Regions from separate parts of the Homo sapiens genome. Here region 1 is linked to region 2. A link is an interaction called in ENCODE POLR2A ChIA-PET data of the cell type or tissue named here. Cell type or tissue: A673. All regions are shown on one strand.

Region 1 (2,500 bases), 80 kb before region 2:
CTCCTGGGTTCAAATGATTCTCCTGCCTCAGCCTCCAGAGTAGCTGGCATTACAGGTGCGTGCCACCACACCTGGCTAATTTTTTATATTTTTGGTAGACGGGGTTACACCATGTTGGCCAGGCTGGTCTTGAACTCCCAAACTCAGGTGATCCACCCACCTTGGCCTCCCAAAGTGCTGGGATTACAGATGTGAGCCACCACGCCCAGCCTCCATTCCCATTTCGAACTTCAGTTCTTTTCCACTTGTCTTGATTTAGTTGGGTCTACTGGCTGTCTCTGTGCTGCGTCATTAGGATGCCAGTTCTTTGCATAAGAAACCCTTCCTAGGCTGTGTTCTGAGTAGCATGGAGCTTACTGAAATGCACAGGATTTCTAACAAGTCATAATAGTTTCTGACAGGAGCTTTCTTTCAGAGGAAAATGTGAGAAAGCAAGTGGGGTAGAAATGTCTTTGTTTTCACTGAAGTACAGTCAGGATGAATAATTAGGAAATTGATACTGAACTCAGCTGTGTTACCTGAGCTGTTAGTCAAAACAAGGTGGATGAGGGTGTGGGTGTGTTGGTGCTTCCAGAAGGCAGGTAGAAGTTCTCAAGTCTTCGAGTCCATGTGTCTGTTAAGGGTTCCATCCAACTGGATGATGAGGGCAGAATTCCTGTTTTCCAAAGTGACACATTAGAGTAAGTGTGTATCTAGCTAGTCAAATGGTGTAATTTTAGGAAAGACATAGGTTTCTAACTCTAAAATAATGCCCTTCGGTAGTGAGTCATGTTCGTGCCACTGTACTGCAGCCTGGGCAACAGAAGGAGACCCTGCCCCACGGACCCCCACCGGAAAATAATGCTCTCAACTCCATGCTCAATATCAAAATGCCTCAGTCAGAGACAAAATATTTTATTTTAAGGTTAAAAAGAGATAGAAATATTTCTGAAAGATTTAAGACACTGGTTTATATTAGAATGTTAATAAATCACATCAAGTGCTTTCTTGGATTTTTTTTTAATTGGGTGAGTCATGTGCACGGTCATCTGCATGTGTGTGTGTGTGTGTGTCTGTGTGTGTGTGTGTGTGTGAATAAGATTAGGGACATGGACATCAAATTCCTAATACCCAATTTTACCTAGAGCTGATTATGATATTAAATTCTCATTCTGCTTCATGCTACATATAATTAATACGTTTGAATGGGAATTCTGTCTGCAAAGTAACAATGGAGAGCCAGACATTGGACTCTTGTAGAATACTTATGACTTTGACTATTTATTTTAATAATGTGTCTGGATATTTGCATTCCATAAGGTTAGTTCTCTCACAGCTTAATTCTATTAGATAGGAGCATACAAGTTAACTTTTTTCCTTCTCAAGTTCAGGAACAGAGAAAAGTTCAACATTCCTTTCCCAATGTGATATCTTTCACTAGAGCCTTATCGCCTTCAAATGACAAGGTTTGGCTATAATTCAAATCAGATAAGGCATGTTATTTATTTTAAGGCCCTTTAAGAACATAGCCAATTAGAGCCTGTTGAATGAGATGCACATCACTGAGGTTTCCTAGAAAGGGCTTGGTCATGGGGTTTTGAAGCCCTGTTACAAAGCATGGCAGATTGCCTATTTTTAAAAGGACATTTATTCTTGGAAACCTGTGATTCTCTTGTTAGCCTCAAACTCCCTTGCTTGTAGGTGTTTCAAAGAAATCTGAGCCCTTGCCAGGCTATTTCTATAAAGTCGCCTATTTTTTCCCCCCAGAGGTTGCCTGGGAGAAGGAATTAAGTAAAAATAGGCTTAACAAAACTGTTCCATGCTTAATTCAACTGACTTCAAATAAATAGTTTATCAAAGTTCTATTAATGAATTACTTGATTAATTCATTTATTTGGCAAATATTTATTTAGGGCCGACTATAAGCTAAGTATCACAGTTAATGCAGTAGATTTTGTCTCTTCTTATATGGCAATATCCAAATATACAAACACATGTGAACATGAACACACAAATGAACAGCAGATACAGTTAAGAGCCTGGCTGGGTCATTGCCTGAATTGAGAGGGCTAGAGATACTCTCTTTAGGGGAAGCCATTGATATGACGTCTGCATGGCCAGAAGGAATTAGACCTGTGAAGACCCAGGGTAGTGCATTCAGAGCAGAGAGAAGACTTGGTCCAAAGGCCCCAAGGTGGGAATAAAGTCAGTATGTTGGAAGAATACAAAGAAGGTTCTGTGTGACAGAGTTTGGAGGGAGGGGCTCAGACAGTGGCTCAGAGAAGTGGGCAGGGCCTAGACCATGGATGAGTTTGTAGGCTGGGGGAAGGAGTTTAGATTTGAGTGCGATGAAAAGCCACTGGAGAGTTTTAAGCAGAGAAATGGCAGGGTCTAATTTAAATTTTCTTTGTGGAAAATTGATTATAGGAAATAAGAGTGGGCTGGGTGTGGTGGCTCACGCCTGTAATCCCACCACTTTGGGAGGCCGAGGCAGGCAGGTCACCTGAGGTTAGGAGTTTGA
Region 2 (2,500 bases):
AAATCTTCCAGTCTGGGATGTTTTTAATTCCATTACATTGAAATGCAGAATTAATGTTTCCTTTACCTAGGCATTAAAGGAGAGAATAGGGTTAAGCTCACCCAGGGAAGGTCACCTGGCTGGCCAGAGGGGTGGCCCCCACCTTGGGAAATTTACTGTCGATAGCAGCCCCACAGTCTTAGAGATCTATATTGTCTGAAATCCAAAAGGAGAATCCAACCCTTTCCCAAACAGAGGGATATTAACCAGGCCTAGGTCCATCAGTGCCAGCCTCTCTCAGCAGCTCATCTCCACTCGATGCCCAGAAAGCCAATTGATCACGGGAATTCTGTTTTTTTCCTGCAAAAGGTGAGGCGAAAATGAGTGTATGTATGTGTGTGTGTGTGTGTGTGTGTGTGTGTGTGCATTTAGTTACATTACTAAAATGTTAATCAAAATGAAGTTAAAAATGGCCTGATTGGTCCCCCTGATAATTGGGCCATTTTGAGGAGCAGAGGAGAAAATGCAGAAAATAGCTCTTTGTAAACTAAATAAAGGCAAGCAGCAGTATTATTATCATTTACCTGTAGACATTCAAGGTGTTTTAAGTTTTTTTGACTAAATTTTACTAGATTTATGGTACATACCCTTCAGAATTCAAGAAAGCTTTCAGCATTTGGTGTTCAGAGTTCAGATCTTTTAAACTGTCCTGGAGAATGAACTTGTTAACAGAAAGTTACACCCACACACATTCACTCTTGAATATGTGCTATGGAGTGTCTACCAAGAAATCCTGTTGGTTTAGTCGTGGCTGCAACAGCACGGTTTTGGGATAAAGGGAGCCTCTGCAGAGAGCAAGGGTGCTCAGATCCAGAGTCCCCAACTCTGTTCTCTGTCACAGCTGCGGTTCTCCAAGAACTTGCATTGGACAACTTCCTTCCCTTCCCAGTCTGGCAAGTCCTACCTGGGTTCATTTCTTCCTCATTCATGGTGTCCAGAGCACTTTGAGTATTTTGTGATGATGATTATTATTTTTCTTGTTCAGGGAAAATTTCCCTTTCTGCCCATAATACTATTATTTTTGGGCCACTTGTCTAGACGCTGCCACTATTCCCACCCATTCCCTACCCACCCATTCCCTCTCCAGTCCCTGCACACTGAGGACATCCCACTCTCCTGACACCAGCTTTCCTTGGTTAGGAGTCACACATTTGGGTTTTCATCTTCATTATTTTTTTACTCTTCCCAAAATCTTTTTTATGTGCAGAAAGGTGTATAAAATTTAGAAAAGATCAATTGTCTACTTTTATTTTGAACCAACTAGTATTCAGTTTATGAAAGTTGGGAATTCAAAACTCCAGTTGTTTTTGAATCTTTAAAGCTCAGTTTACAAACTTTCTTGTTTTTTTTTTTTTTTTTTTTTTTTTTTTTTTTTTTTTGAGATGGAGTTTCACTCTTTTTGCCCAGGCTGGAGTGCAATGGTGCGATCTCAGCTCACTGCAACCTCCACCTCCCAGGTTCAAGTGATTCTTCTGCCTCAGCCTCCCGAGTAGCTGGGATTACAGGCATGCACCACCACGCCTGGCTAATTTTGTATTTTTAGTAGAGGCGGGGTTTCTCCATATTGGTCAGGCTGGTCTTGAACTCTCCAGCTCAGGTGATCCGCCCAACTCTGCCTCCCAAAGTGCTGGGATTACAGGTGTGAGCCACTGCACCCGGCCCACAGACTTTCCTATTCTATTCTATTCTATTCTATTCTATTCTATTCTATTCTATTCTATTTAGCAGATTTTCACAATAATTTCTAAAGGGCCTGGGAATAACGTTGGTTCCATTTACAGACCTAGATAAATCCCATTTCATCCTGGTATATTACTGTAGTAAATAAGCATTTATACATTTTATAGTTTTTACTTTAATTTTGTTATCTGCCTTAACAAATAAAACTTTCCCTCATCCCAAATAACTATTATAAATATAAAAATATACTTTATAACGAGAGCCTTAATTATCTTTGATATTCTAGTATAATGCCCAGACTTAGTATGATTTTATCTTAAGACCTGAAGTTTAAGTCAATGACTCAAACATACATTTTAAATGAACATTAAAATGTTGTCACTTCAACAGGCCAAATCATTCCAAGTACTTTGAAATGTTTGATTTGAGAAGTTTGTCATGAGAAGCACACTAAATGCATATAGATTCCATTTCAATATAATGATGGCCAATGTTTATTGAACACCGTTTTTTTGTGCCAGGCATTCTTCTACATTGTTATTATTATTATTATTTGAGACAGGGTCTCACTCCGTCACCCAGGCTGGATTGCGGTGGTGTGATCTCGGCTCACTGCAACCTCCGCCTCCTGGATTCCAGCGATCCTCCTGCCTCAGCCTCCCGAGTAGCTGGCACTACAGGCACATGCCACCACACCCAGCGAATTTTTTTGTATTTTTTTGTAGAGATGTTTCACCATGTTGTCCAGGTTGGTCTCAAACCTCTAGACTCAAGCAATCTG

Evidence for each region. Peaks named below come from ENCODE experiments on the same cell type or tissue, not always from the same donor. Only the 100,000 strongest peaks of a DNase experiment are listed, where the experiment ranks them.
Region 1: POLR2A ChIA-PET joins it to region 2 with 9 read pairs; 3 of 35 experiments call an interaction of 5 or more read pairs at or near these places.

The regions. Positions count from the first base shown.
Region 1 is chr5:17,339,528-17,342,027 of GRCh38, forward strand. No RefSeq gene overlaps it. Among named protein-coding and RNA genes, the nearest start is that of LINC02111, 47 kb to the right of the region's middle. In A673, no CTCF peak of the experiment used is centred here; a DNase peak (open chromatin) is centred at 1,504.
Region 2 is chr5:17,419,758-17,422,257 of GRCh38, forward strand. The region is part of intron 1 of LINC02217 (long intergenic non-protein coding RNA 2217); the gene reads left to right. Among named protein-coding and RNA genes, the nearest start is that of LINC02217, 17 kb to the left of the region's middle. In A673, no CTCF peak of the experiment used is centred here; no DNase peak of the experiment used is centred here.